Regions from separate parts of the Mus musculus genome. Here regions 2, 3, 4, 5, 6 and 7 are each linked to region 1. A link is a loop called in an ENCODE intact Hi-C map of the cell type or tissue named here. Cell type or tissue: left cerebral cortex. All regions are shown on one strand.

Region 1 (4,000 bases):
GCCACATCGCGCCCAGGCGCATCTGGCGCCGCAGCAGCAGCATGGCCCCCGACACCACGCCGGTGTCGTAGCCGAACAGGAAGCCGCCGAGCGCCGAGAAGGCGGCGGCCGCGTACACGAAGGCCGGGGTCTCGTCGCGCTGGAACTGCCTGCGCGCCGCGCGCTCCAGCTCCGCGCCCTGCAGGCTGGCGGCCGACTCGGCGGCCAGGAGGCTGCGCTCCCCGCCTGGCGCCCCCGGCTCCGGCTGCCGGCGGCGCCTCTCGCCCATCAGGCTGCTCAGGCTGCGCAGCGTGTACTCCACGTCCTCGCTCGCCTTGCGGGACATGGGACAGGCGGACGCCGCCGAGGCGGCTGCGGGGAAGTTGCGTGTGGGGCGCCGCGCACTCTCTGCCAGCTGCTGAGCCGCTGCTCTTCTGCCACCCGAGCCACCCGCCTCGCAGCCTCTGCTAAGCTGGCGCTACGGAGCGGCCGGGGGCGGGGTCGTGCGTCACTTGCCCGCTTGGAGGGGAGGGGCGAATGGGACCCACCTCCCCCTGGTGGGCGGAGACAGAGAAGAACTCCTCCCCCTGGACGCTGCCACCTCCCTCTGTGGGCGGGGTTAAGCGGAGGTCCCCTGGAGACAAGAGCTCTTTGGAGTCAGGGTACCAGGACACAGGGAAGCTTGCCTTCTGGCTGCAGATGAGCTGCTTGCTATCCAGAGCACTCAAGCTCACAGCAGGCTAAGGATCAGGTGAAAGACTCCTTCTGCCCTCCTGCTTGCAATCCGAGGTGGCTGAGACTGCCTGACACTCACCTACTTCTGTCCTTTTGCAGTGAGTGTCCGTGTCCCTTGGCTCTCATGCAATTAGTTTGTTTTGGAGCAATTTGGGACCATGGTCACTGGTGTCTCTAGTTTCCTTTCTCCCTGCTACTCCGTCTTTAAATTCCGCCCTTCTAAAATGCATTTGCATCTTGACTTTCTGAGGGGAGAAAGAGAGACAGAGACAGAGACAGAGACAGACAGACAGAGAGACAAGAGACAGACAGACAGACAGACAGCAACTCTTCTCTCACGAGAAGGCTTCCTGTGGATTCCCAGAGGTAAAGCAACTTTAGCTGTGCGTATATACATCACCTTCTCACATAACTAGCTGATTCCAAGTGGAACAAGGAAACTCAAGAATGTGATCTGTTGTGTGATTGGCAATTACCACCTTTCTTGCCCAGCATGCGAGCCTAAAAAGATACCTTCTCCCTGACAATTCCTGCTGCTGCCCCATTGATTTGAAGAAGCGATTTTAGATGCCCCATTTGCCTGAAACAAAGTAATTTCAAATGGTTTGAGGATGGTTGTTTTAATTGCTAATTGCCAGTTGTTGGCTGGTTTGGAAACCTCCCGTTGATTTAAATATTCTGTAAATTATTTTATGTTGTTTCATTTCCGGAGATAGAGACTAATCAAGTGTCTTTCTGCTGCAGTCTCATTCTTCAGGCGTAGGACACCAGATTTAAATGAAAAAGAAATTTAAAACCCATGGTTTCCGTGAACAATTCCTGTCTTCATTTACTTCCCTTATTTGAACAAATGTTTCTTAGCACGAACCCTATTCATGCAGTTTAAGCTTGTTTCCTTCAGAGAAATTGTTTCTGTCATCCTATTACACTATGAAGTTATTAGACTTTCCCAACGTCCCTTTCACCTTGATTTTTAGTCACCAAAATATCTCACTTTCCAACCACATTTCTCCAAATGTGGGGGGGGGGCGGTTATCTCAGAGGAATAACTTTAAATGTATCGTGTAACTTTAAAGCAAGGTTTTGCCGTCTTCCCAAGGAGAAATTAAACACAGACTTATCTCTCAAATAATGAAACAATAACTTAGACTTCAGAAGATTCAGGCTTGAGTCTTTCCCAAGCCCATAGCAGCAAAACTGCACCCCCTGGTGGTCAGCTTGTTCACGTAGATTCTGCAGAGAACTCTTGTTGAGTTGAAACAAGCTGAACTTCAAATCCAGCTGACCTATTGAACACCGTGACTTCTACTCACTAGGAGCTCCAAATTCAACTTTGGGGTTCCAGAACACGGAACCAACTACTCCTTAAAATCGTCTACACCTCGTAATTTATATCCATGAGTTTAAGATGACCTCGGAAGGAAATGTGACATTGGTAACATAACCGCTAAGGAAATGTGACCTTGGTAACACAACCGCTCTTCCGGGTTCTTGGGAGGAGCCAAGTTCAGTTAGGCACACCACAACATTCTACTAACATGGAGTTCCTTGTAGCTTCTTCTCATTTAACTTCATGGCGAAATTGAAAGTCCGAGGGCTGAGACAAAGCAGAGTACACCTCCAACAGCGTTTCACAAAATGTTTGAAATCGCCAGATTACTATATGAACCACTTTGTCTTACTTACAAAGCCTCAGCAAGTGCTCATTGACTAGAGTTCGAAAAATCACTTTTAAATTATAGTTCATTGCTAATCGAGATAAAGTGTAGGCATCGCTATCGATTTGCTAAGCAAGTCCTGAATCCCAATGTTTAAGGACATTTATTTACGCAGTCCCAGAACACTAGGACCCCATCGTAGAAGAGGAAAAGAGAGTTTGGGGTGCGCTGCTACACATTCCGAACGCCAGGCTGAGACAATGGTGACTGATTCAGTGGCAATATGCTTGTTGTTGGGATGAAGATGTAACTAGAGAATGGTTGCCTAGCATCCATCAGGCTCCAAATCCAGTTTCTAATACCACACAAAGAAAATGAGGTCCTTTTGATCAGGGAGCACAATATTGTGCTTCTTGGATGTTTAACTACACAATTAAGGTATCCTTGTTGAAAAACAGTATGGCAATAAAGATAATGTTCTCAAAATAAATAAATTAAAAAAAAAATAAGAGTCCTTTCAAGGTGTGGTGGTTTGAGTGAGAATGGTCCTATAGGCTTCATATGCTTAAATACTCTGTCCTCCATTGGTGGAGCTGTTTGGGGAGAATTAGGTCATGTGGCCTTGTTGGAGGAGGTGTGTTACTGAGAATGAGCTTGGCTCTCTCTCTCTCTCTCTCTCTCTCTCTCTCTCTATATATATATATATATATATATATATATATATATATATGTCTCTTGCCTATGAATCAGAAGTAGACATTTTGCTACCTACTGCTCCAGCCAGACCTGCCTGACTGCTGCCATGCACTGTATCATGGTAGCCATGACCTCACCCTCTGGAACTGTGAGCTTAAACTCTGTCTTTTATCAGTTGCCTTTGTCATGGTGTTTTGTCATGGTAGGAAAAAAAAAGACGCAGGGCATTCTTCTCAGAGTCATTTCTAGTTTGAAACATATATTTTAAGAGTTGTATGTGCCGTTAAGTGTTCACATATATTTGTCCATATGCACATAGGGAAATAGGAGTTGTTGTGTTTGGTTTTCCTTATTGAGGGTTGCAAGAAATAAAAAACCCCAATCAAATGGGTGCAAATAAAGAATTTATTGGGTTTTGTCTCCAAAATGTCTCTAATAAGTATAGATGTATGAGCCTCAAAACTCAGGACCTCACTGGGATGACTGGAATCACCCTGAGAGGCTCATTTTTTCAATATTTCGTCCCCGGTTAGTGGAACTCTTTGGGAAGGATTGGATTTTGAGAGGCAGAAGTAGTGTGCATCTGCAGCCAAACATTATTTGCTGGATGGGAGGAGGCTACAGTATGAAAGAACTCTCAGTGGCTGTGACTGCATAAGACCTCTGTAAGATCGAGACAGGCAAAATCCCAGCCGGGAGGTAGAGTGAATTGGAGGAAAGCAGCCCTGTTAGGCTAAGGTATTTGCGCGCTTGGTTCCCCAGCTGTTGGAACGGTCTTTGGAAAGAGTAGGAGGTGTAGCCTCATTGAAAGAAACATGTCACTAGAGACAGGCTTTGAGGTTTCAAAAGCCCAAGCCAGGCTCAGTCTGTCTGTCGTCTGTCTGTCTGTCTGTCTGCTGCCTGTGGATCATGATGTAAGGTCTCAGCTCACG
Region 2 (4,000 bases), 400 kb before region 1:
TTATATGCTTATAAAATAAATTTATATATTATATAATTATGAATAAGGCTACATTGTACTAATAATTAAATAATTAAATTTGAAAAACAGCTAATTTTTTCTGGTGGACAAATGAAGCAAAATAATTACAGTACCATAATGTTTAATTTCCTATACAATTTTCAGGGCTCTAGTAGAAATATCTGAAATACATACCCCTGAAATAAATTTTACTCTTCCTGGGAAGGAATTTTAGCAACAGATTGTAATTGTTTTTCTGTGAAATCTTACATATATGCTTATTTAGAAAACTATTAACTCTCATAGTATGAGATTTTAAGGTGAAACCCACCCCAATGACTAAGTTTTATAGTTATTAGTTATTCCAAGCATTTTAGCTACTTAAAAAAATCTGCACTATGTTCTCAGTTTTTCTGTGCTAACATTGAACTATATGTTTTTTTTTATATATAATTCATTGTTAGATTTCTGTGGTTTTTGATTATTCTGTATTTGAATCAAAGGAAGAAAAAAGGGAAGAACACTGAAAAGAACAATTCCTACTTTTGTGCTCAGCATTGCTGGAGCAATCACCCCAAATGATAAATGTTTCCCGAGTTGAGCACAAATAGCTCTAAATAAATTAAAGTAACACGAATGATTTAAATAAACAGAAGATGAGAATTTTAAATTATATAGTTTAACTGGACAACACTGATAAACATTCAACAACACTTTTAACTCTAAGCTATGGGAACTGTACAACTGAAGAGTTGTATTCCACTCCTGTGGCTCTCTGGCCAAAACAAAGGCAGAGCAAATCATCAACACTCACTGTCAGTCATAGAAATATGCACAGGTTGAACCAGTCACGTCACTGTGCTTTCTCATACACAGCACGCTCACGATTTGAGCTTTGAATGCCTAACACCATTCCTAATACTCTTGTGGTTTTTAGCAAAACAACAGCTACTGAACAAAAAGACGGATTTACCACTACGAAAATTATGTCATTCAACTTTTTGTATCTAAAACTTATAAAGCAAGGAAATCAACCTCAGTCTACTGAGCCCTCTTCACTGCTTCAGAAATTTCCTTTAAAAAAAAAAGAGCTGTTAATTGACAGTTATTAATCCATCACAAAGGGGGACTAGGCAGCATACCCAGCACTAGTAACAAAACGGACAGATGGTTCATAGTGTAATATGATGGGCAGATTTGCCAATAGAATGGAAATCTGTCAGCCAGTCATTCAGTTCTGGGGTAAAGCTCATTGGGCGCGTGAATGCTTAGCAAGCCTGAGGCCACAGATTCAACGCCAGCACTACCCACCCTAGGAAGTTTATGGCAATTAACACAATCCTTATAAGTGCATTCTTTCTCTCATTTTTGCTTAGGTTTTATTTCCCAAGACTCAGGGTAACAGATGGGTAGAATTCATACACATTTTGTTTTATGATCATAGGAGGACTGAATCTCTCTCAGACCGTTTGATGTACTATATGGACATGTGGTTTTGAGTAGTAGGAGGATCGGTTAACACTCTTCTCCAGAGAAGTTTCTTCCAAGGAAGAATAGTGAGAGAAGGGACATTTGAAGGACTGCAGGGTAGGTTGCTGAGAAGGGTGTGAAGCGCAGATGTTCCTCTGAGGGTTGCTTAGCTAAAGCAGCATGAAGGGAAGGTTGCCAGTCTGCCCTTCTTCCCTCCTCTTTACATTTTCTATATGTTCTCCAAAGTCCCATTTCTGTTTCCCACCCTGAGGGACTGCTAGTGCGTTGTGAGAGTTGACTAGTGAGGAAACTCAACAAACACACATAACTCTGGCTTTGGGGGCTGTGGCAGCAGCAGGCAGACAGAAACTCACCAAGGCATACGTGAGGGAGTAATGGGCTATAGATTAGTTGAGGAATGAAAGCAAGAACAGACGGTCATAAGCTTATCCTCAGAGGCCTGGGAAGAAGAGAAAATACACCAAGAGTTGACAGGATGATTCAGGACATACCCAAGTGGAAGATGCTTCTAGTGAGTCAGAACTGACCCAGCAGGGGGTGAAGGGCATCAGCCACCTGATTAAGCAGTGCAAGTGACATTGCACAGGACCTTCAGACTCTTGGAAATGCCAGAATAGGTTCTATTTGAGCAAAGCCCCCACATCCTCCCACTCACCATCCTACAGAAGGATACTGCCTAATGTACATTTGAGCGGAAACGTTCTGTCTTCAATCCTACAGATGTTCCAGCTTCTCCTGTCCCGGAAGAGACGGGGCGAGGGGAAATGATTTGAACTCAATTTATACAGAACAACTCTGTATTCTTGTACGACGGCTCAGATTTCTAAAGATCTGGTTCTTATTATTAACATTGCTAAAGCATTAGAAGACACCAACTGGGGAAGTGCTGGGGAGATTTCACAATTTCTCAGGAATTCATGTTTCCCAATTTACAACTTGAGCCAGAGGCCAGCACTTTTGTTTGGGTCTCTGTGTGTGAAAGTTTGGTAACCGCCAAGTGCTGACTCCTTCCTGAATAGTGTTATTTTGATTACTACACAACATAAGGAACCCGCTCTCATAAAACCTACTGTTTTCACCCCAGTGAAAGGAAGAATATATTTTGCATTTAATCAATGCATAAAGAGATCCAGCCTCTACAGAGAAATACTTCAATCATAGTGATTAAGTCTCAAGGCTGTTTAATGACTTACAGATTTCATACTTGGACTTCAATTCTATGTTGGTTTTTCTGCTAAACTAGTAGTGATCTTACATTCTGTTGCTAGAGAGTAGTAAAAAGTAGTAAAAAAAATTAATCACAGGAGTCATTTATGTGATCATCTAGGATCATTTACCTACATATTTTAAAAAGAGGTCATACTGTTATCTTCTTTTATGTAATAAAACCATATGCGATCATCTCAGAATTTTCTTGAAAAAAAAAAAAACCACTTGCATTCAGAATACTAGAACTAAATGCTCCAATTAGATTTTCTTAGTTTACGTTTGTGTTTTAGTAAATGTTAAGCAAAAATGGAAGTAATGGGATGTATAAAATTGTAAGTATAAATTTAATTCCCCATACCTCTAGATGCATATACTTAAGGTAAACTGACTTAAGCAAATTCATTTAAAAACTAAAATACAGACTACTCCTGATTATTTGTTTCTTAACTAGGTTGGAGTTGACATTTTTGCCTAGGCAAAACTACATTTCATAAGACAAAATTTCCTAATGATTTCTGTGTATTGTAAAATATCATGGTTAGTTCACTCTGAGGTTAAAGGTCAGTTTCATAAACCTATCCATTTCTTGGAAAACTTCTGCCACTACATATATATTCAAGAACTGTTTCATTCATATAGTATATGAAATATCTAAAGGGTAAAATATAGGCTTTTCTATTAATTTTTCATTTTCTATACACCTTTATTTTCATCAAGAATACGTTTCTCAGAGACCATTTTTCTCACGGGTCTATGTGTTATAGCTTAAGTACAAAACAGAAATAATGCTACGTACTATATTCATTTGTAAAACTTAAACTGAGGTGATAAAACCAAGGCTTCTGAAAGGGCAGAAAAGAAACAGTGCTTCTGGTATCCCATGGCATTCTAATTGTGTTAAACACAGCTGCCAACAATATTGCTCGTATTTAACACTTTTGGCTAACAGGTTTCTGAATCTTCTGTACACCAGACAGCGTTCTGCTGCCTCCATTGTGAGTCTTATTTGAAAGAAAATAAATTCACAGAGTCAAATTGCTGCTATGGTCTAAAACTCAGGCCAACTGAGGAATGGTAGCACCGTGTATCAACAAATAGAGGGACTAAAGTGTGTGATGTTGCCTAGCCTCAGTGTGACCTGTACTGGTGCTTCAGCCTTACAGTCCCATCCTAGATGCTCGTTACACACCTCAGAGCAGTCCTCTGATCCAGAGCGAACACTGTGACTGTCTGCTTAACCCCGGGTGACACACAGGATGACCTAGAGAGACTATGTATAATGTAGTGTCTATTGAACCTG
Region 3 (4,000 bases), 200 kb before region 1:
CAGACTTGGGCTATCCAAATGAGATTTAAAAACTAACAATAATTATTTGTTCAAGAAATTGAGGATATTAAATAGTGAGTAACTCTTGAGGGGGGTGAAGGTAAATTACACTCGGTATAGAATGACTAATATTTACATATTTTCCACACATGGAAATCTCGAGCATGACAGAGAATAGGGAAGAAACTATTTAATGCTCCCTTTCACAGAGAGATGAAAGACTTTTGTAAAATCCCTTTCTTGTGCACACACGGCTGTGGGGCCAAAATGCATGGTGTTTCCCAACCTCTCGAATTCTGCTGCCAATCATTTCTCTTTGCTTCTAAGTTCTATCTTAAAGAAGCTTTTCCTTCTGAGATGGGCTTATTATATCAAAAAGATGGGGTTTATACTCACACTAACAAAAGTCACCTAATAAGTGAATACACCTTTTATTTCTCAGCAACATAGTAAGAAAGATAACTCCCTCTTACATTCCTTGAACTTGAAGCTCTTTGGTTTGACTACTGTATTACATGTCAATGCAATATGCACATGTAAACATGGTTCTGTTCAATGTAGTGTTACAATAGCATGACATAGGAAGGCTGGACATGCATGTTAGATATAAACATGTGCAAGAAATTAAATCAAAGCCCAAAACTGACTCTAAAACTACAGGCAGGTATTCATGTAGGAAGATTTTGAAGACAGAAATGTAGTGAGTATGATATACTTCCTATCTGTGAGTTCAGAGGGATCTAGGCCAACAGGTCTGGAATTGAACCTCCTCTTTAGCTGCACTGTGGGATAACTTTCTTCATCTCTCTAACACAGTGGCTCCCAACCTTCCTAATGCTGTGACCCTTTAATACAGTGCTCCCTTGCTAAAAAGAGGGAGTTTTAGTTCCTCTACTATCCCTCCTCATCCTCTCCTCCCCCACATCTTCCACTACCCCTCCCCCTTCTCTCAGACCACATTGTACTAGTGGGTGTGCCTTTCAGGGCCATCCATTAATGGAGCTTACCGGATTCACAGCTGGGTGAGACTAATGCTAACTTTTCTCCTCCTCCAGTATGGTGCTTAGCACCCTCAAGCCTTGTGAAGGTAGCCAGCAGCTTCTAGGTATCAGCTTGATTACCTCATGAATGGAGTTTATGGTGTCTTTAGCATTAGATTCTTACTGTCAAGTTCTACAAGGTAACCAAGAGCATTAGAAATATCTTGTAATGCTTGTGGGTCAATGGAACTTCATTGGTAAACAGTTTCAGGAGAAGTAACCTATTCCTAGAGCTGGGCTTTTTTTTGTTAGCCTGTTGTGTAGTAGGGGCACTGTTACCCTGTTACAGATAACACCGTTTAACTCTTTTTACTTATATGTACTGATATAGTTTAGGAAGCTGATACAGTAGTAGTTTTCCATCTGATTTTTTTTTAAAAGGACCTATTGTTTTTTTTCGCCACCAAGTATTACCCCCGCTACTGTCCTTTCTCCACCAAAGGTTATATAACCACTATCCGGACTCCTGTGAGTTCCAAGTGAGGCTCTGATACACAAAAAGAGACTGTTTGAATTTTTCCGAGAGAACATTGCTTGTGAATATGAATGTGCCTGCCTTCCATTACGTAGCTATTCTTTTCTGTGCTCTTGCACACCATATGTCACAACAGAGGAAATCAACAACCCTGGGAAGCCACGGAACACATCTGACAGCTGCAGGACTGGCTGATTCACGGATGGTGACAGAAAAACATTCACCACAACTGGGGACACAAAACGTGTGGACTTTAATGAGCCTGGCTACGGGGGGAGAAAAAAACATGTCCAACAACTTCTATTTTAATTGGAAGTGTCATCTCACAGAGCTGCTGCGAGTCTCGCACTATACTTTGTTATGGGTTCCTCAGAAACACCGCACATGGCAGGATACACACGCAAATGTCGGCCTTGGCAAGAACTCAGACCGAAATAACAATGGCATTTTGTCCTTTTCGGAAACTGCTACTGCCTCTTTATCTAACTGTGGGACGTTTGGCTCATCACTGCTATTCCGATACCCTCCCCATTTATAAGAACTATCAAGTTTAATTATTTTGTTGTTGGTCATTAAATGCAAACACTATTTCGGCTCAGTAATTGTGGGTTACTTATTTACTATATGTACATATGGGCATGCATCTGTCTGTGTGAATTTATGTGCATCGCATGTGTGTAGGGGCTTTGGCAGGTCCGAGGGAGTTAGATGCCTTGAAACTGGAGTTATAAGTAGTTGTGAGCCTCTTTTGGAGGGTGATGAGAACCAAACGGGGCTACTCTTCAATAACGGCGGTGTACTTAACGTGTGAGCCGTTTCTCCAGCTTTTAGTCTTGACTTCAACTTGTTTTCTGATTTGCGATAATTATATCCAGTGAAAACTGGAGAGCAAAGAATAACTAACTACAAGGGGGATTTCTTTGCTTTTATTTGACATATACATAAACATGTAAATATATATGTATATACACACATAAATATTTGATATATATCATATTTATATAATATTATATAAATTATATAATGATTATATATTGTACACACACATATATTATTCATGGGCATATATGTACAACAGAAATACAGACATCAGAGAAATGTCAGGAAGCTATACCTATGAAGTCTCACCAAGATGAATGCCAAAACAAGACCTGAACAAGGATAGCACTAATAGACTTGCTAACATGGAAGGGGAACGTTCTGGAGGCCTCACCTCTAGACAAAGAACTACAGGCAGGTGAGGAATGCTGACATCAGGAAAATCAGACTTCCCCAGGGAAAAGCACACCAATTGTTTACATAGCACCAAAAAATCAGCCCTGAAAATATACAATAAGTAGCAACATACAGACGAAGTAGATTATCTCTATTTATTTAGGTGAAGACACACACATGCACACAGACAGACAGACAGACAGACACACACACACACACATCAATTAAGGAAAAAGTGACCTTGAATTTGAGAGGGAGCATGAGGCAGAGGTACATGGCAGAGCTTGGAAAGGAAGTGGGGAAATGATATAATTATAATATAACTCAAAAAATTAAAACATCATGAAAGAATAAAGTAGATAAGACTGGATATCTGAAGGTTGTTCAATATATTCCTAGAGACCTGTATGGAGTGGCAGTCGAAAGTGTGAGCATCGGGCTGAAGTCACAAAGTGCTCTCCATTATGACAGAACCTCAAGTTCACATTAACAGCCAACTCACTGATGCACACATTAAACGAGGGCAGGAAAAGCCTAACAAAGAAATGCCAAGTGCCCTTTTCAATTGTGCATGCAGTCAGAACAGGGATATATTGGCCGACACAACCCTCAGGAGTCAATCCCACCCTAGCACAAGGTCAGAGGTCAACTGCATAGATAGATAGATAGATGCCTTTGAAAAAGAAACTTGTATGGAGAGTTTGCAAACTTAGCTCAGCAATTTCCTACTGCCATGCTTCACTGGGAGGTTTAAATTAGACAGTGATGGATGTTTGAGTGTTAGGCAAACAGTGCCAGAGTTTAAAACCATAAAAACAAAGCTGTTTCATCAAAGTGACAACCGAGGCCATTGCTAAGTTAAAAATAACCGTGTAATAGCTAATTCCAGGAGTCCGACGCTGGAAGGAGACTTCGCAACTTGAGGATTGCACAAGATATAACAAGCTCAACGACTCCATCTAACAAACAAACTTCTGATTCACAGCCCAGTTTTGATGGAAGAAAAAAATTAAGATTTGACTACTTACCTTAAATCAAAAGACAAAGAACACTCATTATTCCTGCCCAATTGAATTTTGTCATCAAAGGAGGAAGGACTACTGTCACTGAGGATCCTTGAAACATCCTCCCTTGAGAGCTAGAAACAATTTTAAGCCAGAAGTATCACACTAGTGTAGGTGCAAAGAGAAATCTTACACCAAGAGCCACGCCAACTTCAGAAGAATAAGTGATGGATGATCTTTAAGTTACAGGCTGTCTCAGGTGAGCC
Region 4 (4,000 bases), 380 kb before region 1:
AGCGGGGGGCACGGGGACTGTAAAATGCTCAGAAAGTGGGTCTGTCAACAAGACAACAGATGGTATCTGGCAGTGCAGTGGCTGCCTGAACAGTCTCACATTTCACCCGTTGCTTTAATGCCTGTCTTACCTTATGTCCTCTGTAGAAGGCAATTTCTTCTACATTGGCTATGATTCGGGAGTGGACATACCGCAGGTAGCCTTTCCTGTGGGCTTCTTCAGCCACCAGCGAACCAAATTTGGGCGAGCAAGCTTTCAGTACTTTAGCAGTGGCATACACGACAAGTCCTGCTAACAGGGTGGGCCCTATAGGGCTTGCTCCTCTGGATGTAGCTGTCCGGATGAGAGTATAGGAGGTTAGAATGACATCTAAAATAGGTTTGGTAAGGTTGGAATACAGGTGAGCCACAGATTGCGAGAACATCATAATGTCTTCGGTAAGAGACTGGTCAGGGTTTGCCAGCCTCCCATCCATATTTATCACCTTATAATAAGTCTGATTTGCGAAATAGGTCTCATAGGCATGGTCTACTAAGCGAGTTCTAAAGGCCAATGCCAGTTTGCATTCCAGGTACCTGATAGCACTGTTGACAAAGGTAGCAGGGATAGCAATCATAAGCCACTTGATTAATTTGATGATGAAAGTCCGAGGCTTCTTTTCCACGATGCTTTTCACGATTTTCCCATCCAGACCAGCCACATAAATAGAGAGAAATGTTCTTGAGATTAGAGCCACCGAGTGGAGGCAGAGCCACCCCGTTTCAGTGGTCACAAGTTTTGGAAAGAGGATTTTCCGAAGTTCTAGTAGCTGTTTGAAAAAAGCTGCATTTAGTCCCGGCGCAGGTTTTTTACAGATGATCTCCGTGCAATGCAGTATTTCTCTGTTCTCTGCAGGCGAGTAAGCTTCTGCTTTTGCCTTCCTGTGGCCAGGCTGCTTTAAACGCTTGCCAATGATGGGATAGAGGGTTTTCAGAGCATATGCCGCAGCCACCAGGCAGGCAGCCCTTTTAGCAGCACCGGATCTGGTCCATTTCACCCGATAGGCTGCTGCATTTAGCATGTGTATCATTTTTCCAGCTACACAAATGGGTTTCTTTGAAAAGAATTCGTTTTAAAAGCTCATGCTCCGCGGAAAGCCCAGCAAAGGTTTCAGAAGACCCCACAGCCTCCCATGCTCTGCAGCTTGTCTCCTTTACTCTTATTTTGTTCTTCAGTGACGGATGCAGCAAAGCACAAACTCCACCGCATCCTCCGGGGGCGAGTCCCTCAGCAGCCAGAGCTGGCCAGGCTCCACCCACAGGCGTCTCATTGGCTGCGTGGGCGGTGAGACCCTGGACTCCTGGCCTCTTCCCTTTGAACCTTAAAAACGAAGAGAGAGCCAAAACAAATCCTATACTTAAACAGGAGTTCAGAGAGTTAAATATCTATTTCTGGAGAGGTCGAATGAGGTCAGCTGCTGGAGAACAAACCTTCCCTTAGAGCTACTGAGCATGCTCAGCGGCACTTAGAAACCCTCAGAAGTTTCAGAATATACATCCCGTCTCTAAGATTTCTACAAAGGGGAAGGCAGAGGGAAGGAAGGATTGCAGCAGCTTTAATGAGCCCAGAGAGAAAGAAACAGCGAGAGGAGGGAGGAGCCTCAAGAGGATTAACGGAACCGGCCCAGGGAAAGGAGTCAGACAAGAGAGTGATAACAGCGAGAGGCATAAGACAAAATAGCAAACATGTATCCTTGAGAATGTTTTGTTCAGAAGATGTTGTCCCCCCCCCCCCTCACTCCCGCCCTTCGCCCTTGTTTCGACTCTCCCCAGATATTCACAGAAACTATTAGATTGGCTGCTATTGTAAATAAGCTGGAGGCGAGCTTGGGTATTACAGAAAACAGTCACTCAGAGCTACACCCAGAGTTCTTCCCCAAGATCCCTTGGTACTAACTTGTCCTGATAATAAAGTTCTTTCTGCTCCACGATTATGTTTAGCAATGTTATCTGACACATTAATATTTGCTTACGAAGTGACTTAAAAATCTCCCTTGTGTTTTGTTTGTTTGTTTGTTTGTTTTTGTTTGGAGGTAATTTAAGAATTTTATCAGCTGGGAAATCGAACTGGGATCCTATGATGGAAAACAATTTTTAGGAAGCATTTCTTCAAGACTTTTTTTTTTTTTCTTCATGTTTTTCTTTAGGCTCAGAGATAATCTGCTGGCTTCTTCCTATGAACATTTTTGCTGTTTGACAACAATCAAGAAAGTTTAAAAATTATTCACATTCCCAGTGGAAGGCATAAGGATCAATAGTCAAGCAAAACTTTGTATAATTTTTAATAAATTGAAGGTCTTTTTTTGAAGGCAAGGCAAAGGTGATTTTGCATGATAGAGCCTTTCTCTGCTCCTCTCTTCTGTCTTTCCAACGACTGGCTTATCCTGAAGGTGTGCATTTAAGCCAGAGCCCAGCACAGTTAGGTAGAACGGCTTATTTTAACCTGCTAGTGTTATTTGACCCTTAAGCTAAGCATCATTTTATACTTGGGCCTTATTATGCACAGACTCTCCCTTTTGATCCTCCATAGTAGTTCCAGGGCAGGAGTGCACTTTGACACCCCCACATCTGTCCTGATTTAAAGAAGTGAAAGATAGCTACATGGTGATTGTCACATCACAACGGGTCACTTGTGTGTTCGTTACTAGTCCTCTCTGTGCTTCAGCTTTGCCTTCTATCTGTAAAATGGAAACGATGCTATTCTGGGAAGTGGGTGTAGACATTAAATAAAATAGTCAGTTGTTTAAAAAAAAACATTGTATATAGAAGTCTGCAAACCTCCCTGCTAGAATATGTGCCCCAATGTCTTGTGATCGTTATTGTTCATTAGACATGAGTCAAAGAATTGCCTTTACCAAGAATGATTTTTAAAAAACAGTATTCTTTTGAGCTCTTTGGCATACATATATTAAATCTAAGAATTGTTTGTTATCCAGAGGTCTTTTATTTGCATCCAACTTAACAGATGTACCAACATACAAATGACACATATCTTTGGTATTTGGTCATATTAGCACACTCAAGCAATGCTGATAAGACTCCCTGGGCTGCCAATTAATACATCTACAGCAGCGCATCTCTTGCATCTAGGGTCCAGGAAACATCAGGGTAGAGTGGTGGGAAGACTGGAAGAGCCAGAGGACCAGAAAATCTGCTGTGAAAGTATGTCTCCTAGAAATAGCAGGGGAGCTTCACCTAGGATCCTTTTAACTGCATAGCTGCTTAAACAGGACCAGGACCAACACAACACCAGAAGACATGGAAATATGGAAGTGGAACTCTTTTTTTTAATTGGATATTTTATTTATCTACATTTCAAATGTTATCCCCTTTCCCAATTTCCCCCCAGAATCTCCCTATCCCATCCCTTCTCTAACTGTTTCTATGAGGGTGTGTCTCCACCCACCCACTCCCGCCTCAAATTCCCCTACACTGGGAACTCCAGCTAACACAGGACCAAGGGCCTCTTCTCCCATTGATGCCCACCAAGGCAGTCCTCTGCTACATATGTGGCTGGAGCCATGGGTCCCTCATGTGTACTCCTTGATTGGTGGTTTAGTCCCTGGTTGATTTTGTTGTTCTTCCTATGGAGTTGCAAACCCCTTCATCTCCTTCAGTCCTTTCTCTAACTCCTCCATTGGGGACCCAGTGGTCAGTTTAATGGTTGGCTGTGAGCATCCACCTTTGTATATGTCAGGCTCTGGCAGAGCCTCTCAGGAAACAGTTATATCAGGATCCTGTCAGCAAGCACTTGTTGGTATCCACAATAGTGTCTGCGTTTGGTGACTGTATATGGGATGGGTCCCCAGGTGGGGCAATCTCTGGATGGCCTTTTGTTCAGTCTCTGTTTCACACTTTGTCTCCATATTTGCTCCTGTGAGTTTTTTGTTACCTCTTCTAAGCAGGACCAAAGCACCCATACTTTGGTCTTCCTTTTTCTTGAGCTTCATGTGGTTTTTGAA
Region 5 (4,000 bases), 270 kb before region 1:
TTTTTAGATGGCTTCTTAAACATTTTTTCTGTCATCGATACAGGCCTGCAGTTATTTTGACATGCTGTAAATGTTCTATTGCAAGTATCTTCCAATATATTCAAAAGCAGAGAAGTTGGTAACCTAGACTCAGTTGCAAGACACGCCATGACAGTGACGGCGCTAAACAGCTGCTTTTGGTTCCTCTGCAGCCCCTGATCACTTCTCTCTCCTGCATGATTCTTTGGGAAAGAAAGCCAGGGTAGCGCTTCTTCTGAAACGATGTGAGGGAATGCCTTGGCCTGGAATCCTATGAGTAAGAACACTGCGTCTGGCGGTCAAAGCAGGGCAGGACTTTGGAAGAACATCAGACGACTTCTGATGCTCAGTGTCCAGATTTTTCTGGTTGCTTTCAAAAAGAGTTTTCCTTCTGTTTGCATCAGGACTCAAGTTCCATTTCTTCATAACCGTCCGTTTTTATTGTGGGGGAAATGAAGGCACATCAGGGGGGTTTTAAAACTCCACCTCTATGCTCTGCAGACCCCAATAAAACTTCCATTGGACTTGAATTTTAAAACAGTGACTTGAAACTTCTATACTATGAAGATGTTTTTTAAAATTGGGATTTCCCTTTTATACTGAAGAGCATGCTTAAAGAATCTACCCCACACCTCCGGTACCCTCTGCCCGGGTTGTTTCATGTATTTAGACTCAGCACAGATGGAAAATTGAGCTTTCTGAGTCGAGATCACATTTCCAAATCTTAGGCATTCCACAGTCACATCTTCAAAAATTGGCAATTGTTCAAGAACAGTTTTGTACTGATTTTCCTGTGATAATTAACTTAGGTGCCGTATAGATGCTCAGCTTTTAAGGATGTTTGTTGCTCTTCTCGATGGTCTGGGTTTGGCTTTCAATGAATGCAACAGTCCCAGGGGATGCAACGGTTGAGGGCATCTTGGGAACTGTACACACAAAGCCACACGATCAAAACTTAAATCCTGACAAGAAGAGTTAAGTCAACCTAAAATGTGGTATCTCTTTAGTCAAGACTTTACTACAGGAACCCGTGTGAGGTAGTGGACTGTATCCTCCGCTTCTGTCAGCGCTGCCTCCCTCCCTCTCAGGCAAACACGATTTCCTTGTTTTTAGAAGATGTGCCGAACTGGGTGTGGTGGCTCATAAAGTAACCGTAGCACTCAAGAGGCCAACACCAAATACATCGCTGCAGTTTGAGACTTTGTCTAAAATAATAATACTGATGATAATAATAATAATAGTTTTCTAAATAAAGTGAAGATATTTGGTTCTGAAAGAAAGAAAGAAAGAAAGAAAGAAAGAAAGAGAGAAAGAAAGAAAGAGAAAGAGAGAAAGAAAGGAAGAAAGGAAGGAAGGAAGGAAGGAAGGAAGGAAGGAAGGAAGGAAGGCAGGCAGACAACCAAACTAACAAAAACACTCAAGGGCCTTTAGAGGTTCCTCATCACACAAAACAACATCCTGGATCACTCCAGGGAGGCAAAATGGATAAATGCCTGGAGTCAGAGTCTGGTTGACAGAGGCGTTCAGACACAAAGCATAAAGACTCCAGGCAACGCCTTCAGCTCTCACTGGTGCCCAGCTTTTTGAGAGAAACATAATGAGTCTTATATATTTAATACGAGGGAGAAAAACAACAGAAAGAGCTCTGTGGAGAGCCTCGCTGGCTGCAGCCAGGCATTGTCAACTCAAGCTATCTGCGCATCACACTCTTCAAACACATTTGACCTTCACCTTGTGAGACAAGTTTTTATAGAGGAAAAATCTGACAGGTTCCTTGTTGAAAACAAAACAAAACGTCGGACTGATTGGTGAGCTGGGACATTTTGTATCCCTATTACAATTCTTTCATTAATATTCACATGACAAAGAGATTTCCATATGCTATGCATAACACCTGGCAGACATAATACGTTATCCCAATTTGTCTTGAGACATTCCAGTTTGGGCATAGTTAGAGGTCAAAGAAATACACAAATAATCACTATGCAATGCAAGAATAATAATTTGGGTATAGCCAACATGAATCTGACTTAGTTTTTTGAAAGAAAAGAACAGGGCAGTTGGAAGTCATAACTGAAAAGATACAGGGAGGTGAAAGAATAACTTGTTTTTACTTTCTATGCATGGATGCTTTGCCAGTATGAACATCTGTGCAGCACGTACATGCAATGCCCACTCAGGCCAGAAGATGGCACTAGATCCCCTGAAACTGGAGTTACAGAAGGTTATGTGCTACAACGTGGAAATGAATTCGGGTGCTCTTTAAAACCAGTCATGGCTCTTAATAGTTGAGCAATCTCTCCAGCCCCAAACTTATTTTAAAATATCTAATACACTAGACATGAATTATCACTTTGCTGTAGGAAAATAATCCAGTGTGGGTTGGGTAATTCCAAATTTCACAATCCTAATAGCTATGAATGCATTGAGGGAAATAAAAAAGAAAAATCTGTTAAATATAAATGACTCTATCCTCCTCTTTTGAGAACCACAGCACAAAGAGAATATTCTATTCACACTCATCAGCTGGATCTTAAAAGAAAGGAAAGTGTGTTAACTTCTTTGAATATCTGTTAGAAATTTCCCCTTCCAAGAACCAAATTACCCCACAATCAGTTGTGAGATAGGGACCCTAAAAGAACTAGATATTGAAAACAACAGACCCCAAAGAATTAGAATGTTTCCAGGAAATTCCACAAAGAAATAAAGCCCTGACCTTAGAGGAGACACAAGTTCCCCAGGAGAGACTTCACACACTTGGACAACACGTGTCCTAATTAAATTAAATAACAGTCATAATTCCATCTTAGTACTTGGAAGAACATTTACGGACCACATCGTCTTACATTCTCAGTCTATAATTTTACAAATGTTATTCTTATTTGATTTATGACGACTGGGAGTACTTGTGTGGGAGTGTGGGTAGGATGGCACACGTGGGGAAGTCAGAGAGGACGTAGTGAGAGATTTCTCCCTTCCAACCTGTTGAGGCAAGGTTGTTTCCCCCTTGTTTCCGATGTGCCACGTAACTTTGTGCCAGCTCAAGCTTGCCAGGATCTCTGTCTCTGCCTCCCATCTTGTTTTAGGAGTGCTAGAATTACAAATGTGTTCACTGTATGTAGCTGACTACTACTACTTCTTCTTCTTCTTCTTCTTCTTCTTCTTCTTCTTCTTCTTCTTCTTCTTCTTCTTCTTCCTCTTCCTCTTCTTCCTCTTCTTCCTCTTCTTCCTCTCCTCCTCCTCCTCCTCCTTCTTCTTCTCCTCCTTCCTCTTCTTCTTCCTCTTCTTCCTCTTCTTCTTCTTCCTCTTCCTCCTCCTCCTTCTTCTTCAACATGGGTTCCAGAGAGTTAACTCAGGTCTTGATTTTTACCTGCCTCCCATCTCTGTTCCTAATATAATTATGTTGAGGTGCTCTTTTGCTTATTAGTTGATGAGTGTGATAGTTAACTTAATGGAAGCTAGAAACTTGATGGTAGCAGCAACAGACCCATTAAAGGCTGATCTATATAAGGATTCCACAGACCGCAGAGTAAAGGCTTCATGACCTACAAGGCTCAAGGGTGGACTGAGGTTTGACCCCGTATGAAAGTTAATGACTTACAGGCTTCAGGTGTACTTGACTGACAATGCCTACGGAAGCTTCTGGTAAGATCCATATGGCAAATCTGCAGGGCTCTACCACTTCCCGACACAGAGGAAGGGACCTGCGGATGGACTGTCATCCCCAGCATTCCCCCTTACCCATCCTGTAAGACCCCAAAACCGTCACACCGTATGCACAAGGTCTCACTTCCATGGAAGGATGGTAGCCTGATTTAAGAATAATTCTGCTTCTGGAGATGCCTGCCTGCCTTCTTCTATTTCCACCGCACCTCCATCGTTCCATATCTAACAGAGAAAACAACCCCTCTGACCCAGTCTGTGTGAGTCCAGATCTAATAGGCTCAGGATGCCCACCATGTGTAGGCATTTTTACCCAGAT
Region 6 (4,000 bases), 97 kb before region 1:
GGTATCTTCAATAGAATCTTGGGACAGAAGGAATCACTAGGTACAAGCCAAGGCAAGGCGAGTAGAGCTATGCCGTTGAGTTAACGATGCATCCGTTTCAGTTCAGTAACTCTAACAAACCTACCTTGTTAATGGAAGCTGGTAGTGACAAAGGAAGATGGATAAGGGACTAATGGGAATTCTTTGTGCTATTCTAGGTTTGTTATTTTTCTATACTTCTAAGGCTGTTTTAAGGTAGGACATTTGGGACCAGTACACTGGTAACACCTGAGGTCTGATGGGATACATTCAAAGTAAGGATGAAGCCAATTGGCATCTATGGCTGAACCAACACTAGTCAACAGGCGGGAACAATCGGACAGAGTACATTTGAAAACACACAGGATGTACAGATGAGCTCTCAAAGGATACAGCACAAATGTCCAATCAACACCTGAAAAACCCTTCGACCTCAGCACCCTTTGAGAAAATAATCATCAAAAGTTTTTTGATGATCAAAAAAATTGCATTTTGACCCCACCCAAAACGACAGTCATTAAGAGATGAACGACAAATGCTGGCAAGAACATGAACAGAGAGAACCCTTGTATGGTGCTGCTGGGCATGCCAATTAGTCCAGCCATTATGGGGTTCAGGGATGGAGAGAGAGATGGCTCAGCAGATACGAGCACTGCTTTTGCAGAGGGACCGTATTCTTTTTTTAATGTTAATTTTTATTAGATATTTTCTACATGTACATTTCAAACACTATCCCCTTTCCTAGTTTTGTCTCTGAAAGCCCCCTATTACACCCCCCTGCCCTGCTCCCCAACCCACCCACTCCCACTTCCTGGCCCTGGCGTACCCCTGTACTGGAACATATAATCTTCACAAGACCAAGGGCCTCTCCCCCTATTGATGGCCAACTAGGCCATCCTCTGCTAGAGACACAAGCTCTAGGGGGCACAATACTCAATTAAATTCTCACAAACCGAATCCAAGAACATATCAAAATGATCATCCATCATGATCAAGTAGACTTCATCCCAGGGATGCAGGGATGGTTTAATAAACAGAAATCCATCAATGTAATCAACTATATAAACAAACTCAAAGACAAAAACTACATGATCATCTCGTTAGATGCAGAAAAAACATTTGACAAAATCCAACACCCATTCATGATAAAAGTCTTGGAAAGATCAGGAATTCAAGGCCCATACCTAAACATAATAAAAGCAATATATAGCAAACCAGTAGCCAACATCAAACTAAATGGAGAGAAATTTGAAGCAATCCCACTAAAATCAGGGACTAGACAAGGCTGCCCACTTTCTCCCTGTCTATTCAATATAGTACTTGAAGTTTTAGCCAGAGCAATTTGACAACAAAAGATCAATGGGATACAAATTGGAAAGGAAAAAGTAAAAATATCATTATTTGCAAATGATATGTTAGTATATATAAGTGACCCAAGGCACAAAAGGAACCAACCTTGATATCTAAGCACAGAGGCCGGGATAGAGAAAAGGTAGTCTATACACATAACGAATTTTTTTTCAGCCATCAAGGAATATAATTTTACACTGTTTGAAGGAAAACAAGGGCAACCAGAGAAAATTACATCAAGTAAAGTTGAGTTAGCCTCACACTGACAAATACTGGATATCTTCTCTCATTTGTGGGTTCTTGTGTTTACTCTAAACTCACAAAACCACAGCTATATAGATGGCATTGACAGTAGAGACAAAACTGACCAAGGAAACAAAGGAAATGAATGGAAAGGGGAAGGTCGAGAAATGGGAGGGAACCCATTTAGTATAGTCTTGAACTTTCGTGAAAATTGCCTTATGTAACCCAATAAAATATAAACAATGCAAGCTTGCATTTTGAAGCATTTTAGACTTCGAATTATTTTGGATATCCAATTTGTACTTTTTCTACTTCTTTGTTTTGTTTACACACACACACACACCCACACACACACACACACACACACACACCACACTGCACACACATGCACACGAAGGTTTATTCTGTTTTTACCCTAAAAGAGAGGGGATAATGCAGTCTTCCATGGCAGTGAAACTTTCATTTGTGTTGGGAATGGGAGACCACTTGGTCACACCGCATCTACAGGTAGGAAGCAGAGAGTGAGGGAGGCAGTTACTGGCTGTGCCATCATTGGCATTCTGCGGAGGGAAGTTCTTAGTTGTGGGCTGTTTGGCACATTTGCAACCTTACCCAGAAGATTACAACAATGCCCTTTCCTGACAAGGGACAGCCAAAAAAGGGCTCCAAACATTGCTAAGTGTCCACTAGGGGGCAACGTTGCTCCTAGTTAAGATCCACTTGAGTATGGCTACCAGGAACTTTTGGTTGTTAGTAAACTTTGGGGATTCTTCTATGAGTTCAGGCTCGTGGGATTTCTTTAGGTCTATCATGAATCTTTATTGCTTTCTATGAAATTCACAAAAGTCATCTGCTAACATCCCAGACTGGGAACGAAGTTATCGGGTCCAAAGGCCAAATTAAAACACAGGCCTCCTGTTCATAATGGACTTTTTAACAAATGCTGTGTTCACTGCCATTTATGAAACAAGCTGAGAAAAGCAACAGCATAAGACCATTGACATTATGTATCTGTGAAGCATTCAGAGAGCTTCCAATTTCCAAGACCAAGTAAGTCTGTAATTTAATAAACAGATAATAGTAATGGCAAATCAAAACAAAAAGAAAAACCAGTTAGCATAAAAAGTCAATTCTGAAATAGAAAATGTTGAGGTAAAACATGCCCCGCTTCCATAACCTTGGCCTAGTTTGCTGTTTCTTAGGAGTTTCAATACAGGGAATCATAGCTCAGCATAGAGCCTGGACTTAGCAATGGATGTGAGGCCCTGGGTTCAATTCCAGCAGAGGAAAAAAAAAATTTAATCTCAGTTAAAAGATGAAAAGACATTGTAGACACAGTAAAGGAGGGAAAGATGACTGTGCTGAAACGAGTTTTCATTCATGAGTTTCAGTAATACAGATGTTTTCCTACCTACGTCATCGTGCACGCCAAAATCAAAACCACCGCCCATTTCACACTGGTGCAGGTCACCAAGGAATGGAGATAAACCATAAGCACCATGGGTATAAAACCGCCAGCCTGATGTCTCTCACACTCTGCCACATAGGGTTCAGAGAAACTGGGAACCAAGCCTTACCCTGCAGCTATAACACACAGCAAGTCTACATATACCTTATATTCTACAGATATGGTAACTGTCTGCCTGCATAGAGAACATATTGTAGGTAGGACAGACAAATAAAGTAATAAACATTATTATTTTTTAATCTCAAAGAAGGAAGGAGGGGAGGAAGAGAGAGGAGGTCTGAGGTAGATGGCAGCGGAGTGCATGCCTGACATAAAATAAGGAGCACTGGCACACATTCTCCTTAAGGAGCTCGAGAGAGTTTCACGTTGTCGGTGGTGATCAGCAGACGTGGGGCTATCTTGCGTGCCTTGGACTCTGTGTACTAGCTGATGTGACCATGCTGTTGCTTCATGTTGATGCTAAACCTGCTCCTGGGGTTACGTGGCATCAGGCTAATCAATGCCTTTCCTAGGGTGGTATGCATGCTCTAATTATAGAGTAGCCTTCCATTCACCCATCGCAGCCAATCGAAAGCATGACGAAACGGTGTTGGAGACAAGGGCCGTTGCAGGGAGCTCTCTGAGATTTTCTTCTTCTATTGTCCCCGGAACAGACCACAAAACCTAAGAAAACCGTTCTCTACTTTCTCCCCTAAAGATTCACAGGGCAGACGTCACACCGGAAGGTGTCAGGGAACCTGAACAGCCATAGTAGCGTTGCTGTAGCTTATAACAACTTATCATAACATCTTCGTAATAGATATCTGCCCATAAATATGATTCGCCATTTTGGGGTCTTAATTTATGAAGTTTTCAGTGTCACGTAAAACTTGTATTAAATTTATCTACTTTGCAGCACAGTTAAGCACCTCAGGCTGCAAC
Region 7 (4,000 bases), 260 kb before region 1:
AGCCAACAGGCTGCATGCTATATCAAAGCTTGGCTGTGAGAAAACTCTCTCAGCTGAACGAACACTGTGAAACAATGGACTGCCAAAGAGGGACTCTATCCAGCTATTCTGGTGTTGCTAATTACAGAGCTAAAGCGCTGTGTTACAGGAAACAAATACCGAACCACTGTGCTAGGAAAGTGTCCCTCATCAATAGTATTTTTAGTTAGCATTGAAATTCCAGAATGGATTATTTATGGTTCTGTGTAGATAGAGAATTGGGAGGTATGGAGGAGGATGTAGAGACGCACAGGAATAAATGAGAACCTTTCTATGCATTTATCAGTTAGATAATGATGTTTATTCTAATCTACATAATGCTCCTGACATATCACACATGCATGCACATGCACACACACACACAACACAGACACACACACGCACCTGTTTGGGACATTTCTACATTATTATTAGCTGTCCTCAACTATGACCCTTACACTCCTTAGATACCCTCTACAGAAACACCTTGCTCAATATGGTGGCTACTCTCAGTTTACAGATGGGAGGGGATGGTTATAGAAGACCAGATGTCCTAGTGCTAATTAAAGACGTCCATCATGTCCCTAACTAGGTATCTTCCCAGTGCTGAGCGGCAGCTGTTCTGAAAGAAGTGGACATACTTCTGAATCCGAGGTCTTGCCTGCCTAATAGAAATGACACTTGAAGATGTTCTGAGCTGGTCCTAGACTCCTTTTTCTACAAAACGTATTTAGGGAGCTTCAAGTGCATTATGCACTCAAATCTTGAGCGTCAAAATGCCTGTTGTCTGTTGCATGTCTTATCATTATAAATATTGCTTGTGCCTTTTTCTCTTGTCTTGGACAGGATTGTACTCCTAGAGTGTTCTTTATGTGTACAGAGCTTTCTAAGGACTGACAGCTCTTGAATTTCGTGCCTTCCTGTGTCTGACATTACTCCTTCTGCTTCTGTCAGTGACCTTCCATCGATTCTTCTTCATACTGGTTCTACTTCTTGTGAGTGTGTATAGCTTTAAACTTTAGCATCTTGTCTTCCATTCTTTTAATAAAGATTTACAGGCATGTACACACGTGTGTGTGTATCATGTGTATAGGTATCTATAGAGGCCAGAAGAGGCTGTCAGATCTCTGGGGCTGAAGTTATAGGCATTTGTGAGCTCCCAAGATTGGACCTGAACTTTGAACCCCTGCAGAAGCAGCAAGCGCTCTTAACCCCTGAGCTGTCTTTCCAGCTTCTATGGTCTGTTCTTAATTTGAACTTTTGTTTTTAGTTCCGCAACTAAATTTAGAAACCGTGATAAACAGCTCCCTGGTGTTTTTGTGAATTTATTGTACTTTGGTCAGAAGACACATCTTCATGCTAGTTTCTGGATTTACTTAGAGTTTACTTGAGTATATATTAATATACCTGTTTATTTTATTCTTTTTATTAAAGTAACACATTTTTGCATGTGTTCTATGTTGGCTCGAAATGAATGAACTTCTCAGTTAAGCTAACTAACTCTTGTATTAAACTTGGCAAGACACCCACCCTCTCTGATTTCTGCTGGCTTTGTCTTGACTTAGCACTTAAATTTTTTTCCACTCAAGTTTCCAACATGTTTGTGGTTGTTGTTTGCTAATGATTCAGAAAACATGTCTTTAAAATTTTCAGTCTAAATACATTTGTCTTTAGAAACTGTCTAATTGATTTATTGTGAATCGATTTGAATAGATGTTTAATTTTCCTCAGATTTCTCAAAGCCACAGTTTTGTAAATTTCCTTTCTCCTGTCTTTCTGAGCTTGATTTCATAGTTACTTCAGTTAGTAGCTTATCTTTCCAAGAGATTGCACACATTAAGGTTCTATACTATACATTTATTTATTTATCTAGTATTTTAAGTTTTTCTGTATATGCAAAATTTGCTGGATTATGACAGTGCAACATATAGACACATATATGACATATACCTTAAATATACAACTTTGAGTATAGTATAAAATATATACTTTATTTCTCTGCAGCTTGTTATGTTAAGGTCTCTCTCTCTCTGCTGGTTATTTCGGTTTTATTTACTCATTGTTCATACTTACTTGTTTTCTCACTTTTGTCAATTATCATAGTTCATCTGTGAGGCCTATCCTCCACACAAATCAAGAGTTATCCTCTGAATGGAGTGGCTTGTGCCTATGACACCAACACCTTGAAATCTAAGGCAGGAGGATTTGGCAGTCATCCAGCAAAAGTACACACACTGATACTGTCACAAACCCAGAGAGGTCATGTGTTCTGGGTTCTGACGATTTGGTTTTTACTCCTTAGGCAGGATTTTATTTTTATTTATATGAATGTGTATATTTGAGTGCAGGTTTGAGCCGATGGATGCAGTGCACATGCAGGCCAGAAGAGGGCTTCAGATCCCCTGGAGCTGGAGTTACATACAGGCAGTGAGGATCTAAGACATGGGTGCTGGGAACTGAGAGCTCAGGTCCTCTGCCTGGGCAGTGCATGTCCTTAACAGCAGAACCATCTCTCCAGCCCCGTACTCAATGTTCTAATTCTATATTTATTATCACTATTATCATTATTGTTATTTGTGCCTGTGTTGCAGGGTAGGGTGGAGATGCATGCCTCCAGAAGTCAGCTACTCCATTTGTCTTTACACGGGCACCATGAATCAAAGCCAAGACATCAAGCTTGAGAGGCAAGCACCCTTACTGGGCCTCCTATTATTATTTTTGATGTGGTCCTACAGATGTCTCTGATTTAGGACCCACCATTGACCTAATCATGCTCTGGAGACACATGTGGGTATTGCTGAGTGTCCTGGGTTGATCTTGAATTTCTAGCCTCGGGAGATCTTCCTTCCCCAGCCTCCAGAGTAGCTGGAGCTTGCACAAGTACTATTGTGCTGGGCTCTATTTGCTCGCTTTTTAATATGTGAGATAGGAAATGGCTTTGAAGCTCAGCGTGGCCCTAAATTTGCAAACCCTCTGCCTTCGCCTTCAGAATCCTAGGATTTCAGGGCATCATTTATTTTAATATTCTCGTTTCTCAAGTAGGATCACAGAAGCCATGTGAAATGGGAGCCTTCACTCTTCCTGTAGTCAGCCTCTGAGGTTTTGTCTTCTCATATTGTTTTTATTTACATGCACGAATGTGTGTGTGTGTGTGTGTGTGTGTGTGTGTGTGTGTGTGTGTTTGTGTATCACATGTGTGCAGGCAGAGGCCAGAGGTGTTGTCAGATCCCTGGGGCTGGAGTTATAGGTATTTGTGAGCTTCCAGGATTGGACCCGCTCTTTGATTCCCTGCCAAAGCAGAGCTTAACCACTGAGCCATCTCTGCAGCCGCTATGATCTGTTGTTAATGTGATCTTTTGTTTTTAGTTTCTCAACTAGATTAGAAAGGGTGGTTGATAGCTCCCCAATGTTTTTGTGACTCAGTTGCACTTTGGGCATACTGCTTCCTAAGTGTGAGGAATAATTATTGTATGTAAGTATCTTCTTCATGTGTTCATGAGAAAGCAATGTGTTTTGTCCCAAACAAAACTGCTGATGGCTTTCAGACAGGCTGCACACTGGTGGGTAGCAACCTTCCTTCTGATTGTGGATCATTACTCTGAGTCACCACATCGCCAGGGCACAAATAGTTCCATGACATAATTTAAAGCGATGCGAACTTATTTGCACCTTACAGATAGATGTCTTTCACTTGGGCTCAGAGAATTATAGTTTGGAAATTGCAATCTAGAGTGGGAGAAACTGCCCTGGTGATACTGGAAAATACCTGATTCAACCAAAGATCCAAAGCCCAGGCTCAGGGCAGCTGAGTATTTGCCATGCACATGGAACCGGAGAGCTTTCTTCTGGGCTTTGAAACATGCAGTATTTTTGGACCCCCAGTACGTGCTGCAAGGCCTCTTCTAGAAGCACATGGAATACAGCCCCATTAACACATCTTCTCTCACACATTGAATCTAGATTTTAAATTTATTTAACAATG

Evidence for each region. Hi-C counts contacts between places; a loop is a spot of excess contacts. Peaks named below come from ENCODE experiments on the same cell type or tissue, not always from the same donor. Only the 100,000 strongest peaks of a DNase experiment are listed, where the experiment ranks them.
Region 2: it touches region 1 in a loop (2.8-fold over the local background); 4 of 42 quality-filtered maps call a loop at or near these places.
Region 3: it touches region 1 in a loop (3-fold over the local background); 3 of 42 quality-filtered maps call a loop at or near these places.
Region 4: a loop joins it to region 1, with 3 times the contacts of the local background. A loop is called at or near these places in 4 of 42 quality-filtered maps.
Region 5: it touches region 1 in a loop (11-fold over the local background); 23 of 42 quality-filtered maps call a loop at or near these places.
Region 6: it touches region 1 in a loop (9-fold over the local background); 23 of 42 quality-filtered maps call a loop at or near these places.
Region 7: it touches region 1 in a loop (4-fold over the local background); 23 of 42 quality-filtered maps call a loop at or near these places.

The regions. Positions count from the first base shown.
Region 1 is chr15:91,572,773-91,576,772 of GRCm38, forward strand. Slc2a13 (solute carrier family 2 (facilitated glucose transporter), member 13) reads right to left here and starts at 489. Exons shown (of 10, transcript NM_001033633.3): 1 at 1-489. The coding sequence starts at 325. In left cerebral cortex, a CTCF peak has its summit at 1,922 (motif pointing left); DNase peaks (open chromatin) are centred at 502 and 1,915; H3K4me3 peaks cover 874 bases; H3K27ac peaks cover 435 bases.
Region 2 is chr15:91,169,944-91,173,943 of GRCm38, forward strand. All of the region lies in intron 6 of Abcd2 (ATP-binding cassette, sub-family D (ALD), member 2), which reads right to left. Among named protein-coding and RNA genes, the nearest start is that of Abcd2, 20 kb to the right of the region's middle. In left cerebral cortex, no CTCF peak of the experiment used is centred here; a DNase peak (open chromatin) is centred at 1,645.
Region 3 is chr15:91,375,579-91,379,578 of GRCm38, forward strand. All of the region lies in intron 4 of Slc2a13 (solute carrier family 2 (facilitated glucose transporter), member 13), which reads right to left. Among named protein-coding and RNA genes, the nearest start is that of CN725425, 180 kb to the left of the region's middle. In left cerebral cortex, no CTCF peak of the experiment used is centred here; a DNase peak (open chromatin) is centred at 1,750; H3K4me3 peaks cover 527 bases.
Region 4 is chr15:91,190,540-91,194,539 of GRCm38, forward strand. It overlaps Abcd2 (ATP-binding cassette, sub-family D (ALD), member 2), which reads right to left and starts at 1,468. Exons shown (of 10, transcript NM_011994.3): 1 at 131-1,468. The coding sequence starts at 1,069. In left cerebral cortex, a CTCF peak has its summit at 1,876; DNase peaks (open chromatin) are centred at 337, 1,056 and 1,296; H3K4me3 peaks cover 2,008 bases; H3K27ac peaks cover 1,849 bases.
Region 5 is chr15:91,299,330-91,303,329 of GRCm38, forward strand. The region is part of intron 7 of Slc2a13 (solute carrier family 2 (facilitated glucose transporter), member 13); the gene reads right to left. Among named protein-coding and RNA genes, the nearest start is that of CN725425, 100 kb to the left of the region's middle. In left cerebral cortex, a CTCF peak has its summit at 2,200 (motif pointing right); a DNase peak (open chromatin) is centred at 2,203.
Region 6 is chr15:91,475,675-91,479,674 of GRCm38, forward strand. All of the region lies in intron 3 of Slc2a13 (solute carrier family 2 (facilitated glucose transporter), member 13), which reads right to left. Among named protein-coding and RNA genes, the nearest start is that of Slc2a13, 96 kb to the right of the region's middle. In left cerebral cortex, a CTCF peak has its summit at 2,302 (motif pointing right); a DNase peak (open chromatin) is centred at 2,304.
Region 7 is chr15:91,317,163-91,321,162 of GRCm38, forward strand. All of the region lies in intron 7 of Slc2a13 (solute carrier family 2 (facilitated glucose transporter), member 13), which reads right to left. Among named protein-coding and RNA genes, the nearest start is that of CN725425, 120 kb to the left of the region's middle. In left cerebral cortex, a CTCF peak has its summit at 2,402 (motif pointing right); DNase peaks (open chromatin) are centred at 58 and 2,388; H3K27ac peaks cover 672 bases.